2 separate regions of the Homo sapiens genome follow, and region 2 is linked to region 1. The links are chromatin loops, found by intact Hi-C in ENCODE. Cell type or tissue: MCF 10A. All regions are shown on one strand.

Evidence for each region. A loop is a pair of places that touch in the nucleus more often than their neighbours do. Peaks named below come from ENCODE experiments on the same cell type or tissue, not always from the same donor. Only the 100,000 strongest peaks of a DNase experiment are listed, where the experiment ranks them.
Region 2: a loop joins it to region 1, with 9 times the contacts of the local background. A loop is called at or near these places in 3 of 110 quality-filtered maps.

Annotation. Positions count from the first base shown.
Region 1 is chr1:181,418,829-181,426,828 of GRCh38, forward strand. It overlaps LOC107985232 (a long non-coding RNA gene), which reads left to right and starts at 913. Exons shown (of 3, transcript XR_001738319.2): 1 at 913-4,607. It also overlaps a transcript of CACNA1E not described here. RefSeq lists enhancers at 4,916-4,965, 5,945-6,034. In MCF 10A, CTCF peaks have their summits at 4,931 (motif pointing left) and 6,269 (motif pointing left); DNase peaks (open chromatin) are centred at 4,693, 4,913 and 6,243.
Region 2 is chr1:181,246,578-181,254,577 of GRCh38, forward strand. No RefSeq gene overlaps it. Among named protein-coding and RNA genes, the nearest start is that of LINC01699, 14 kb to the left of the region's middle. RefSeq lists a silencer at 1-22. In MCF 10A, no CTCF peak of the experiment used is centred here; DNase peaks (open chromatin) are centred at 4,694 and 5,274.

The DNA of each region.
Region 1 (8,000 bases):
TTATTTTTATTCCACACACGTATATGATACTAGATGCCCAGCACTATTCTAGGTACTTTATAAATATTAATTAATTTATCCATGTAATAATTGATTGAAGCTGGTACCATTATTACCATTATTGTCCCCATTTTTGCACTTGGGGGATAGAGAGTTTAAGTCACTTGCCCAAGATCATAATGTCAACCACCTCTTAATGAGCCTCCCTGCCTCTGCCCCTCCCTGCTAGACTCTGTTTCCCCAACTGCAGCTAAAGATCCTTACTTTTTCTTTTTTGATTCACAAAGGATTTAGAAAGGTAGAACAAGTAGTTTCTGTCCAAGAGTCTTAAGAAATATTTCATATCAGTCCTTAGCTCAGTGCATGATTTCCATCTTCTCCCTCTTCCCCCTGCCCAGCCAGCCTCCTAAAGATGCATGAATGTCTTTGGTTTGATTTCTTCATCTTTCCCCTTAACTCATTCTGCACTGGCTACACTGGTCCCTTGTTATGCCTTGAATGTACTCAGACCTCCCACATCAGGCCTCTGCCTTTTGCTGGTCCCTTTGCCTAGAATGCTTTTCCCATTTATCAGGATGGCTCCTCTCTCATTTCATTTAGGTTTCTGCTCAGAGAGAACTTCCTGATCACCCTATTTAAATAGCATTCCCCCATTGTCACTCTCTTTCCCTCTTTATTTTGCTTTATTTTTCATCATAGCCCTTATTGTTTCCCCAACGGACACACAAACACACACACATACATACAAGCACAGATATTTTGCACTGGAGTGCAAGCTTCTTGAAAGCAGGGCCTTTGTCTTACCTTCAGGGTCCAAAACAGTGCCTAGTGTGCAGTTGACTCACAATAAGTGTTTGCTGAAAGAATGATGAAGTAAACATATTGAGGGGAATTGATATCCATTCTAATCAGCTAAGTTCCAGGGAAGGAGGCAGCTGAGTTCCCTGTGTCCACTGTGTGGTTGTACAGGTTGCTGACTGCAGAGTCCTCCAGTTGAATAGTCAGCAGTGGAAGTGGGGAGTCTGTTCTCTGCCCCACTTCAGGGCTGCCCAGGATCTGCATGCACTTTGTAGAGATGGAAATTTTTCCTCCCTTCTGTCTCCTGCCTTTCAGCTTCTCCTGACTTATGTTCTTTAGACAGGATCCCTTTGGCTCTAGGACAGGGGCAGCCTGGTCCTTTCCCAGGGCTTGGATTTACTGTAGTGGGAAATCAGGCAGGGTTCTCTGTGGGCAGCCCTGACAGCATCTTGCTCCTCCCAAGGCCCTGTCCACTGCTTATACAGGTGAAAGCCTGGGACACATACCACCAGCTTTACAAATCCTGTCTCCTAGACACTGAGTCAGGACCCTGGTGATAGTGAAACAGACTAGAAACCAACCTGGGAGGTCTCCTGCATTTTTTTTTTGTCTTTGGCTGGGTAAGCCAAATGCTGATGGGAGAAGGAGTACTTTAGGTGATTTCAGATGAAGCAGATTTTCTTGTACAGAATGTTGTTTTCCTAAGAACCTATTTAAAGGTTTCCTCAGGCCCACTTTTCAGGTGATGAGGACCTCTTGGTTAGCACCAAGTGTTTATTGTGTACTAAGTTTTATAACTTTAGCAAGTGGGCATGTCACAATGTTTTACTAATACTTTAATATAGTTCTCTCCAGCTTAAAACATTTTTCATACATATGATCTCATCTGAGCCTCACAATGACCTCATGAATTAGCTGTTATTATTTATAATTTACAGGAGAGAAAAATGAGCTCCGAAGTTAGAGGTGGTACTAGGTCAAAAACCTATGTCTTGATAATGACTGCCACCATTTATTGAGCACTGGCTATATGGTAGGTGATTTGCATGTATTATTTATTCTAATGGAAATAATAGGTACCATGATGAAGAACAGAAACATTTTGTATGGCACTATTATTGCATATGGGTCTGGAAGAAAGGAAATTATGTGTAACTTTAAAGTCTGCGTAGGTTGGTATGACTTACTCTATAAAGAGGGAGGGGGTATTTCCATAATCATAGTACTTAGCACACTACATTGTAATTGCCTGTTTACATGTCTGTGTCCCCCACTAGATTGTAAGCAGAGAAGTCTGTCTGCTCCCCATTGTGTCTCCTTTACTTAGTACTGTGTTGGGCACATAATAGGCACTCAGTAGACATTTGCAGATGAAAAACAACAACAACAACAGCAACAACATGATTTTTCATATTGGGAAACTGAGGCTTGATAAGGTTAAGTTACCTGCCCAGTATCACAGAGCCAGTGAGGATTCACTCCAGGTCCTCTAATTCCGAAGCCCATGTTTGTTCTACTGAGCCATCCTACTCACTGGTGTCCCTACAGTAACTGGCACAGCACTGGGTAAATGACGGGAACTCAGTTCATGCTTGAATTCTTGCAATGCTACTTGTAAATTGTGGGCTTGGGCACTTTGTAACCTCCGCATTTTTTGAGTAGAGGAGAGAAATAATACCTACCTTGCAAGCCTGTTGCAAAGTTTGACCACATTTATTAGATCATATAGTCTGGTGGGGGGTCCTCAAAATGTTGATGAGCACCAGGGTTATTCTGGGCCTCTTCTCTGCCTACAGCCTCCCTGGGTGACCTCACCAGGTCCACATATCTGCAGATGACTCTCAAATGTAAATTTCCAAAGAACCCTTGACTCTTGAAGCCAAATGCTTGTCTGGCATCTCTGCACTGTTGTCTATCTAATCAGCTTCTAAAACATAATGTGGCTAGAACAAAACTCCTGATCCTCTTCTGATCCTGTCTGGCCCCTCATTTTTCCTTATCTCAGTAAATGGCACCACTATTTCTCCAGTTGTCCGAGCCAAATATTCTCATTATCTTTTATTTCTCTCCATTTTTCCTCACTTCTGATCAGTGGTAAGCCCTGTCAATAACATCTCCCAAACATATCCCAAGTCCAAACACTTCTCCATCCCCACTGCTACCAATCTCTTCCAAGCCACTATCCTTTGGACCATTGCAATGGCCTGCTAACGTGTCTTTGCATCTTTGTTTCCCTAGAATAAGAGAATGTGATCTATTGACACAACAGGCAGGGACAATATGAACTCTTTTTGCTGGCTCATAAAGCCCTATCCGACCTGAGCTTTGCTTAACTCCTGGCCTCATCTACTCTCTCCCTTGTTCCCTGTGCTCCTGCCCACTCGCCTTTTATTTAGGCTATGCCTGTTTATGTCTCTACCCTGGCTCCTGCCGTTGCCTGGAATATTTCTCCAGATCTCAACAGGGTTGGTTCATTCTTGCCATTTGGACCTTAGCTCAAATGATACTTCCTCAGAGAGGCTGTCCTTCATCACACAGTCTAAAATAGACACCTGGTCACTGTGCCATATCACCTATGCAGTTGACCACCAACCCCCACAAGAATGTTGGTGCCGTGAGATCAGTGATTTGACTGCCTCGTTCACTCCATATCCCCAGTGCTGAGGGCAATGCTGACATATGGGCCCTCAGTAATTATTTGTGAATGAATATTTATGAATGTTCCGTAACAGTGGCTATGGTTATAGTTACGATCTATGTGTTCACCTGGCCTCTGATAGCCCTAGCCATACCAAACGGTCTAGTCCAGGAAGCTCAGGACACCACTGGCTCTAGGTCTAGACCAGGGTCAGCCCCTGGGGTGTGGAGATTCATGAGCTGTAAAACACAGGTTGGTTAACTTACAGGTTGTATGAGAACTGTCCTCCTTCAAGCTATTGTTTGATCACCACAGAGCCATGTCTTATTTGACTTTGGGTAAGATATCCAACCTTTGTGGGCCTCATTTTGCTCTTTTGCTAGATTGTGGATGAGTACAGCAACCTTTTTGAATTGTTATGAAGGAAAAACAGCATGTAAAGTACTTAGTCCGATGCTTGGTTGTTTTTCTCCTTGATGTCTGGTTCCTCACCTTCAGGAGCCTGTCACTTGCTATCACTTATAGTTTAACCAAAACATTAGATTGTGAATCTAACAATAGAAGCCTGCAACTTCTTGTCTACCGAGAAAGTGTACAAGAACTGCTAACTCATGCCCCCATGCCTAGCAACATGGCTTTCTCAACTTTGAAAGGATTAGAGTCATCCGTTGGTCTTAGGAACCAAAAACATTGATGCAACTCCAAATAAAAGTAGCAAACATGTATTTTTCCACTACCATAATAACCCTAATCCCCTTAATCTTACCCATCATTACTACCTTAGCCAACCCCTATAAAAAAGGTTCATATCCAAATTACGTAAAAACATCTATCGCATGTGCCTTCATCATCAGCCTCATCCCTACAACAATGTTTATATGTACAGATCAAGAAGTCATTATCTCAAACTGACAGGCATCAGAGGTTTGCCGAAGCCCAAGGTGCAGAGGTTGTAGTTAGGCTTGGGATCAGCTGTATACATCAACGGACCACAGCAGCATGTGGGAGACTACAGGAGGGAATGCACAGTGCCTGGCACAAGGTCAACAGTCAGTGCATATGAGCCATTATTATGATCATTATTATTATTCATCTGGTCTAGCTGCTTCATTTACAGGTGAGGAAGCTGGGGTCCTGAGAGCCTGGGTGACTGCTGGTGCTTTATGTGAAGGTCAGTGGACTGTGGTGAGTGACAAGGTAGGAGGAACCAGTCCTGCAAGTCCCACCCACTTCTGTCTCATGTGCCCTGCAGCTATGCTGACTTAGTAGGGGTGATCACATTCAAACAACAGTCTCACTGGCATTCACACCGCATTCAGCATCAGCAACATATTCTGTAAGGCAACACCTGTCTCAACCTTGAAGCTTTATGGGTGAATTTAAGGGCCATTGGGCCAATTTTTTTTTTTTTTTTGCTGGCCTTTTGAAAGGCGGCCAGCCTCCTGCAGATCTAGTGAGACTAAGTGGAGACCTCAGTCCACATGCTGCCACCTGCTGCCAGCATCAGACATCACTCGGGTTGTTAGAATACAGGAATCTGTGGAACCACTATTGCCAAAAGGGTGCATGGCAGAATTTGTTCTTATATATGAGTGCTTTGTTGAATTATCGGATATTTTAATTTTATTTAAATGTGTATGTTTTTAGAGGGGGCAGGAAGTCTCCAGGTCACTGTATTCCCCACCATTCCCTACTGCCTTAGGGCTATTAGAGGACTGACTTGGTCCTGAAGGCACCTGAGTTTGCAGGTCTGCAAAATCCAACCTTCTCACTCAGAGACGAGGCATTTCAGGATCCTAGGGCTGTAGTATAACAGGGTTGCAGAAACCAAAACATATGCCAGTGGAACACAGAAATCATGAGCCTTCAACACACTGGGTTATCACTAACCAACAGCAAGTTTGAAAACCACCAGCCAAGAAGAGACCGGAGCACATGCCCTGCTTTCTTGGAATTCTGAGCAGAGCAGGAAGGTGCAGAGAATCCAGAGAATTGGGCTTCCCTTAGGAACTGACACAATTTGGGTGATTTCTAGAGATTTGCTTTAAGATGATCCTTTGGGGAACTTCAGCACACACCCTTGAATTTTCCTTACCTGTCCTCCCGGGATTAGAAAAAAGAGGCTGTTTCTAGATCTGGTCTCTGGTGACTCGCCTTTCCCTTCAACCTTCCGCAGTTCTAGAAATGCTTCCCTAGAGAACTGGGTTTGAGAATAAACAAGGTGGTGCGCGAGCAGCGCGGTTTTCTGTGCTTGCAGTGGAGACCGCCTGTGACAAGGAGGGTCCTGTACTGGGAAGGAGGGGGACTGGCCCCCTGCTAAGTGCCTGGCGACTCTCATCTCTTGCAGAGAACGAATGCATAACCTCTCTGCCACTCCCTTTCTCTTTCTGAAGCCATTGGATGCCCTGAGAGAAAGCAGAGGGTTTCCATCTTTTCCAGAGCACAGTGCTGGGAGCAAGGGCTGGGGGAGATCTGTTGTCCCAGTTCTTCCCTTCTAAGGCAGGCCTTGGGGGAGGACTCTCCCCCAAGACTCTGCAGCCTGGTGCTCAAGCCGGATCGGCCCGTTCTGTGCTTCCTTTTGTGGTACCATCAGAGTCTCCTCCCTGTTTGGAGGCTCAGGTGAATCAGTCCCCTCTCTCCCACCCTGCCCTTGCGCTGGGCTGCCTCCACTCTGCTCCCATGGCCATATCTGTAGAAGGAGGCTCTTCAGTCTTCTGAACATGTCAAGATTCGGAAATTCTGCCCCCAGCCACCTTTTTGAAGAAAATGGGAAAAGCGGCGCCCTCTAGCGCCAGCTGCTCAATTTGTTTTCCCTCTTTTTCAGAAGAGATATTTTTTCTTCTTTTATGGTGCCCCCAAGTGGTTGTTTCTGTGTATTGCAGCCGCAGTCTCACTGGGATGCTTTCCGCTGTGTAGCTGGAGGGGCTGGGGCAGCCTGGTGGTCAGCACTCACATCACAAGAAAGGAAAGCGAAGCCAGGAGGAGAAGGGCCTTGGCAGGGCACGATGAGCGCCCCGAGACTCCCACCGCAGTCCAGGGCCTTCCCCCTCCCTGACCACTGGCAACCCCTTGCCATCTTTAAGGGCTTGCCTGGACCCATGGCTGCAAATGAGCCAAAGGCGTTTTCCTCTTGGATGTGAGGGGATGGGTGAAGACACGTGCAGAAAAGGAAGTGCTCATTGTGGAGGAGGTGAACATAATTGGAGGAATTCGCTTTGGCCTTTTTGGCTGAAAAAAATATTTATGAAATTGCTGTACACCCCCGCTCCCCCCCCCGACCCCAAGCAGAGTTAGACACCTATAGAATTCCAGGCACCGATGAAAAGACCTTTAAAATTAATCGCACATAACTTCTCATTGAAGGTGCAGGTGAGAAGGCTGAGGCGCAGAGAAGGAGGTGGGCGTGGGGCACCCTTCTGAGGACCCCACCTCAGCCGCTCATACCCCAGCCACACTGTCCTCCTTCTCTTCTCTTCTGCTTTTAGCTCCTTTAACCATCTTTCTCTTCCTCTTTTTCTCTCGAAGCCTGTAGCAGGGAGGGAATGAAGGCATGCAGGGTTGGCGTGTGAGTGAGGAAGAGGGCTTGTCCCCCTTTCCCCTCTGTCCCTGCCCCCGCCTCTCCTGGGGACCTCCTTGCAGACCCTCTGCAGCTGTGCTCACATCCCACTACTCAGCCTCACTGCTGTTCTAAAAAGGCAGCATTACTGCCTGCTGATCAGGTGATGAGGAACCTGCAACCCTTCCCAAATTTATAAAGAAAACAGAGGAATTCAGTAAATTCTCTTTCTGCTCTTGGAGTAGGACAGACCAGTGGTCAGTTCTGGGGACAGTGCTCCTGGTGTGGAGACAGTGTTGGCTGGACACACCCAGCTTGGGTGCACTGGGGTCAGGTGGTCAGGTCTAACTGCATCCCCCTCCTGTCACTCCATCTCAACAATTCCCCAACCCAGTCCTACCCCATCTCAACCCTTCCTCAACCCAACCTCTCTCCATCTCAAGTCCTCCCCATTTCAGCCACTATCCGTCTCAAGCCCTTCCTATGTCAACCCTTATCAATTAAACTCCTCCTCATCTGAACCCTTCCCTAACTCAACCCAGCTCATCTCAACCCCTTCCCATCTCAACCGCTTCCCATCTCAGCCACTTCACAACTCAACCCCTTCACAACTCAACCCCATTCCCATCATGGCCCCATCACAACTCAACCCCTTCCCATCTCATTCCCTTCAAAACTCAACCCCTTCCTGTCTCAACCCCTTCACAACTCAACCCCTTAACAACAGAACCCCTTCCCATCTCAACCACTTCACAACTTAACCCCTTCACAACTCAATCCCTTCCCATCTCAACCCCTTCCCAACTCAACCCCTTCCCATCTCAACCCCTTCCCATCTCTACCCCTTTACAATTCAACCCCTTCACAACTCAACCCCTTCCCATCTCAACCCCTTCCCATCTCAACCCCTTCACAACTCAGCCCCTTCCCGTCTCAACCCCTGTCAATCTCAACCCCTTCACAACTCAACCCCTTCCTATTTCAACCCCTTCCCATCTCAACTCCTTC
Region 2 (8,000 bases), 170 kb before region 1:
AAAAAACTCCGCCTTGGTAAATTTGTGGTCAGACCGGTTCTCTGCTCTCGAACCCTGTTTTCTGTTGTTTAAGATGTTTATCAAGACAATACGTACCGCTGAACATAGACCCTTATTATTAGTTTTGCTTTTTGCCCTTTGCCTTGTGATCTTTGTTGGACCCTTACCAGTAGTTCTGCTTTTGCCCTTTGTCCTGTTCCCTCAGAAGCATGTGATCTTTGTTAGACCCTTACTAGTATTTCTGCTTTTTGCCCTTTGAAGTGTGTGATCTTTGTACCTACTCCCTGTTCTTACATCCCCTCTGTTTTTGAAACCCTTAATAAAAACTTGCTGGTCTGAGACTCAGGTGGGCATCATGGTCCTACTGATATGTGATGTCACCCCCGGTGGCCCAGCTGTAAAATTCCTCTCTTTATACTGTCTCTCTTTATTTCTCAGCTGGCTGACACTTACGGAAAATAGAAAGAACCTACATTGAAATATTGGGGGCGGGTTCCCCCAGTATCTGGCATGCCAACGTGGTTTTCTTTTTCCTAAGTGCATGTGGGAACCTGATTCCTTTTGGTAGGTGCGGAGAAACTTTCATCGGTCCGGTCCACAGAAACGCTTGTTCAGCTCCCTGACGATTGGTGAGTTGTCTGTGTATTGTCCAGGGTAACTATGGGTCATGTGGAGTCTAAACATTATGCTTATCTCTGCTATATTAAACTCCTGTTAAAACAGGGAGGAGTTCGGGTACCCATGGAAAATATTGTCACCCTATCCAGGGTGGTGGAAGAACACTGTCCTTGGTTTCCTGAAAAGGGAATGTTAAATGTGGAACTATGGGATCATGTTGGTGGAAAATTCCGGGAACTGGTCCTGACAGAAAATTATGTTCCCGTCACTGTTTGGGTGATTGGGCCTTGGTACATGCCATTCTAATGACATACCAATCCTGTGACCCCCTGCAGTTACCACAGTTTTCTGAATCTGGCAACCCTCTACCTCTTCCTCAGTTTCCCTCTCCCACTCAGCCTTCGTTATCTGCTCAGCCTCTCCGTTTGCCTACTCCTCACCCACCTGAAGATATTGAAGATTCAATATCTAACTCCGGTGACTTTGGCTTAACATCACCCCCTGATGATCTTATTTCTTTTCACGAGAAGCCAGTACTTGTAGCTCCCATGGCCCTGACTTGGACAGCCTGGGACCATATCTATGCTAACTCTTCCCTCTCCAAACCTTTGCAGCCTTTGCCTCCGGAGCCATCTGATGGCTCCGGGACCAGACTACAATTTACCTGTAATTCTGCAGGCCCTCCCCCGTCCACCACAGCCCCTCACCCTCCTGTTATTTCGGTCCCTCAACTGGTCACTTTGCCATTCACTCAACCTGCTTCTCTGTACCCTTCCTCATGCAGGGACACCCCTGTCATTCTGGTTGCACAGGATTGGGACAATAATCACCAGTATGCTTCTGCCTCTTCTGCTCCTCCAGTGCCCCTTTCTCATGCTCTCATACTGGTCTGACCTCCTCAACCTCAGTTTCCCTTATCTACACATACTTTTTCTGTCACTTCTATGCTGATTCCATCTCATGTGCCTGTTCTTGAAACTTCCATGCAACGCTTATTATACTAGAACAAAGAAACAAGTGGATTAGAGGCATGGGCTTATCCAGTTGTGCTGGAACCTCCCAATGCTCAAGGGGTATAAGTGCATCGATATCCGCTGCTCAATCTTACCTTTTTAAAAGAATTCAAGGATGCTTGTACTCAGTATGGTCCTACTTCTCCATATGTTAAAATGGTATTACAGACCCTTTGTACTGAGTTCATTTTGCTTCCTTGAGACTGGGACCTTTTGGCAAAAGCTGTTCTAACTCCATCTCAGCATTTACAATTCTGTATCTGGTGATCAGAGGAGGCCCGTCTGCAGGCTCAGCTAAATTGGGCTTATGGCATTCCAATTACTCAGGCTCAGCTCACAGGCTCTGATAATTACTCTCACACTACCGCCCAATTAGGCTTTGATGCTCTCACCATGGAACAAGTAACAAAGGTGTGTATGAGAGCTTGGGATAGATTAAGTGCCCTGGGCCAAGCTCCTGTTTCTTTTACTACTGTTAAACAGGGTCACAATGAATTATATCTTGATTTTATGGGTAAATTACAAGATGCTGTTGAAAAATCTGTCTCTGATGAGTGCACTCAAGGTATTCTCCTTCGTATGTTAGCTTTTAAGATCACAGTTCATACTGGTCTCATTAATTCTGATTCCTCTGTTGAGATTAAACTTATGGTGTCTGCAAGGTTCCTGTTTCCATTCTGGCTGGTGAGTCAATTGCTCAATCACTTTTACTACCTAATATTGTTTTAAACAAAGGAGATAAGACACAGGGCCCTGGGATGGGCTCCAGCAGTGAAAAAGCTGCTTATTGGATTAATGTAATTTCTAAACAATGGCCCACCTGCACCATACACATTCAAGGAAAAAAGTTTGAGGGCATAATAGATACTGGGGCTGATGTTTCTATTATTTCCTCTAATTTATGGCTTCCTCCTGGCTTAAACATCCCACTAACGTGGGACTAGTAGGTGTTGGAAAAGCTGATGAAGTTCACCAGAGCACATTTATCTTGCCTTGCACTGGCCCTGATGGTCAAAAGGGTACAATTCAGCCTTATATCACACCAATCCCCATTAATCTTTGGGGTAGAGATTTGCCGGCACAAAGGTGGGCTGAAATTAATATTCCACATCACTCTTACAGTGCTCCCAGTCAGCATATAATGGAAAACATGGGGTTTGTTCCCAGACTTGGTCTCAGTCCAAGACATGAAGGAATTACTAAAGCTCTTCAAGTTACTGTAAAAGAAGACAGGGCTGGTTTAGGTTATCCTTTTCAATGACGGCCACTGCTTGCCTCCTAATCCTGTTCCCCTACAATGGAAATCTGAAGCACCTGTCTGGATTGAGCAGCGGCCACTCTCTAAAGAAAAACTGGAGGCTTTAACTCAATTGGTTTCTGAACAGTTACAACTTGGAAATGTGGAATCTTCTCTTTCCCCCTGGAATTCTCCTGTGTTTCTAGTAACAAAGAAATCAGGCAAGTGGAGGATGGTAACTGATTTAAGGGCCATTAATGCTGTAATTAAACCTATGGGTGCCATCCAACCTGGCGTGCCTGCCCCTGCTTTAATACCTAAGAATTGGCCTCTCATAGTTATTGATCTTAAAGACTCCCTACCATCTGCCAGCTTTATGTTGGACAGGTGCTTTCTCCAGTTCGAGCTCAATTTCCCCAGGCCTATATGCTTCATTATATTGATGATATATTAATTGCTGCCCCCACTGATAAATAATTAATTGACTGTTATCAATTTTTGAGTCACCGTGTTACAGAGGCTGGTTTACACATCACTCAGGATAAAATTCAACAGACCACTCCTGTTCAATATTTAGGAATGGTGGTCAATAAAGAATGTATTCAACCTCAAAAGGTTCAGATTAGGAGAGATTCTTTAAAAACCTTAAATGATTTCCAAAAACTTTTGGGTAACATTAATTATTTAAGATCTACTTTAGGCATTCCAACATATGCGCTGTCTAACTTGTTTTCTACATTGTGTGGAAATTCCAATCTCCACAGTCCCAGGACTTTGACCCCTGAGACTTCACTGGAACTGGAATTCATGGAGGAAAGAATCCACACTGCCCAGTTGTCTAGGGTACAGCCATCTCAGCCTTTTCAGCTTCTGGTTTTCACTTCATTGCACTCCCCTACTGGGCTAATAGTTCAACATAATGATTTAGTGGAACGGTGTTTTTTTCCTCATTCTGTGTCAAAAACTTTATCTGTTTGTCTGGACCAAATGGCCACCCTAATTGGACAAGCTCGGTGTAGAATACTTAAAATTTCTGGATTTGATCCGAATTTAATTGTGGTTCCTTTAAATCAGCTCAAAGTTCAGGCTGCTTTTCAACATTCCATACTGTGGCAAATTCACTTGGCTGATTTTATCAGTGTTATTGACAATCGTTATCCAAAAAACAAATTGTTTGATTTTATAAAAATGACTTCTTGGGTGGTCCCTCGATTGACCAAAGATCAGCCTATTCCTGAGGCCGTTACAGTGTTCACGGAGAGCTCCAGTAATGGAAATGCTGGTTATGTGGGTCCTACAGACAAGCTTATTTCTAACCCTTATACCTCTGCTCAGAAGGCAGGGTTAATTGCTGTAATTACTGCCTTACAGGATTTCCCCAAACCTTTAAATATTGTCTCTGATTCTGCTTATGTTGTACATGCCACTAAAAATATAGAAACTGCTACTATCAAACATGTTAATAATTCCGAATTGGCTTCTTTATTTTCAAGGTTACAACAGGTGGTTCACCAATGTAGACACCATTTCTATATTACACGTATTAGATCTCATACCACTTTACCGGGACCCATGTCTGCTAGTAACCATAAGGCCGACTGTTTGGTCTCTTTTGCTATCCAAGAGGCTCACGAGTTCCATAATCTCACTCATGTCAATGCTGCTGGATTAAAAGATAAATTTGCTCTCACCTGGAAGGAGGCTAAGCTTATTGTCCACTGCTGTCTTCAGTGCCAAGTTTTTGTACTTCCAAATCAGGAACATGGCATTAATCCCAGAGGCCTAACTCCTAATGATTTATGGCAGATGGATGTGACTCATGTTAGCTCTTTTGGCAGACTTTCATATGTACATGTTTCTGTGGATACCTTTTCAGGTTTTATTTGGGCTCCTTGCAAAACAGGGGAAGGCACACCCCATGTTAAAAAGACATCTGTATTCTTGCTTTGCAGTTATGGGGCTTCCATATCAGATAAAGACAGACAACACCCCTGGATATATTAGTAAGGCTTTTGATTTATTTATGCAACAATGGGGAATTTCCCATATTATCAGAATCCCTTACAATCCTAAGGGACAGGCTGTGGTGGAATGGGCCAATCGCACTTTAAAAACTCAGTTGTCCAAACAGTCTGAGCAACAAAACCATAATTTAACCACTCCCCAATCCCAATTACATTTAGCATTGTTACTTTAAACTTTCTAAATGTTCCTAAAGACAATACTCTGACCGCAGCTGAAAGCCATTACACAGGCAAAAAATTCTCCCTAAACGAAGGCAAGCCAGTGTTATGGAAAAACTCCCAAACCAATACCTGGGAACCTGGAACAATTATAACATGGGGAAGAGGTTATGTTTACGTTTCACCAGGAGATCATCAATCCCCTGTCTGGGTGCCCACTAAGAGGCTGAAACTTCATGTGAATACTAACAATGAAAACCACAGGGAAGAGACATCTGCATCAGAGACCGCCCTCATACCTGGTGAGATCTGTGCCGACTCCTCAGAAACTGGCATGCCAAATCAAGAGAGTCTGATTCAATCCTCCCTAATGGCAACGGAGACCCCTCTAACTAATCCCACTTCTCCTAATTGCCTTTCTTTTTCTCCCTACGAACCTAAAAATCTTACCATTTCTATTAGCTTAAAAATAACATCCCCTTGTTCTCTTCCTCCTTCAGCACTGGATCTCACTTACAATAGGTTTTATTTAATAATTCTCCTCCTTATACTTTCTGTCTCACCAGTTTGCCCTCATACTGATTTACCTGCTAAACAAAATTATTCTTATTGGGCTTATGTGCCTTTTCCTCCACTTATTTGACCTCTCCCCTGGATGGATGCTCCTGCAGAAATCTATACTAACGATAGTGTGTGGATGCCTGGAGCTACAGATGACTGTTTCCCCACTCAACCAGAAGAAAACACTGCATTTAATGTTACTATGGGTTATAAATACCCTCCTCTGTGCCTTGGACATGCACCTGGTTGGATCCATCTAGAAACTCAAGTCTGGGCTGCTTATCTTCTGGAGAGATTAGCTACAGGGGAACAGGGACATTTGGTCTCTGGCCTCTCCCTTTCTCCTTTAAGACAAATGAAAAGGGGAGTAATAGGAGATACCCCATACTTTCAATATAAACCTGTAGGAAAACCATGTCCTAAAAATTTTGAGGGCCCATCTAAAACTTAAATTTGGGAAGCTTGTGTTAACTCACATGCAGTACTATTAAAAAATGACTCATATGGTTTAGTAATAGACTGGGCACCAAAGGGCTATTTAAAAAACAATTGCTCCTCTGGTGGGAGGGAATGCCTGGAGTCTACTTATTTTATTTCTTATTGGGAGGACAAGGATCATCATCCTACTTTGCATAGGAGGTTCAGCTCATTCTTTCCCTTAAAATGGGAAGATAAGGGCATTACTCCCCTGAGGCCTCATATTATATTTCCCATTCTGAGCCCAGAACACCCAGAACTTTGGAAACTGGCTATTGCCATGTCTGGACTGCGAGTATGGGATGGGGAAACTTTTCTGTCTGTTGTCCCCACTACCACCCCTTGCATCCGTGATTCTGAACCCCGTGATAAATCTCCTTTGAACGCTTTTCCTCTTTTTGATGCTGATCCTCCTTTATGGGACTCCAATTGGCATTATGATAATTCTTCTTGACTGATAATTCTGATAATTCTCTATGATAATTCTTTTTGACTTAACTCTACCTCTTTGGCATCCCCGGGCACCTCGGATTGCTTCTTTACAGTGGAGAACATTGGGCGTTGCCACCACCGCTCCTCTCCCTCAGTATCAATGTAGATTCAAACATTCTGCTTTGTTTACCTCCAGCCTGAATATTCCTATACAGAGTTGTGTTAAGCCTCCTTACATGCTGTTAGTGGGAAATTTCAAAATTTGGACAAACAATCAAACTGTCCAATGCATTAATTGTCATTTACACACTTGTGTTAATTCCCGTTTTGACTTCAGGAAAAGTGTAATGTTGATTCGAGCTCGAGAAGGAATCTGGATACTGGTAACTTTACCCAGACCTTGGGAATCTTTCCCCTCAGTATGTTTAATTAATGAAATATTACAATGAATTCTCAGAAGATCTAAGAGATTTGTTTTCACTTTAATGACTGTGACCATGGGCCTAATTACAGTCACTGCACTGGCCACCACTGCTGGAGTGGCATTACACCAATCTATTCAAATGACTCATTTTGTTAATGATTGGCAAGCCAATTCCACCCAAATGTGGAATTCTCAACAGGGCAGTGATCAAAAATTAGCTAATCAAATTAATGATTTAAGACATTCTGTTATTTGGCTTGGAGATCGGCGAATGAGTCTTGAATATCACATGCAAATGCAGTGTGACTGGAATACTTCTGATTTCTGTGTCACACCATATTCCTACAACAAGACTGATCATTCATGGGAAATGGTCAAAGGACACCTTCTGGGTAGGGAAGATAATTTATCCTTGGACATAACTAAATTAAAGAAACAAATTTTTGAAGCCTCTCAAGCTCATTTACCCATTGTGCCTGGAGCTGATGCGTTAGATCAGGTGGCAGAAAGTCTTTCTGGACTAAACCCCACGACTTGGATTAAGTCTGTTGGGGGCTCCACTGTAGTACATTTTGGAATCATGTTTCTCTGTTTAATCGGCTTGTTTTTAGTGTGCCAGACCAGTCAAAGAATCTTGCATCAAAACCGAGAGAACGAAGAAGTCTTCATCGCCATGGCACATTTATATAAAAATAAAGGGAGAGGTGTCGTGGGAAGTCAGGGACCCCGAATGGAGGGACCGGCTGGGGCCGCGGTAGACAAACGTAAGTTGTGAAGATTTCATGGACATTTATCAGTTCCCAAATAATACTTTTATAATTTCTTATGCCTGTCTTTAATCTCTTAATCCTGTTATCTTTGTAAGCTGAGGATGTACATCACCTCAGGACCACTGTGCTAATTGTGTTAACTGTACAAATTGTAAAACATGTGTGTTTGAACAATATAAAATCAGTGCACCTTGAAAAAGAACAGAATAACAGCAATTTTTAGGGAACAAGGGAAGACAACCATAAGGTCTGACTGCCTATGGGGTCGGGCAAAAAGAGCCATAT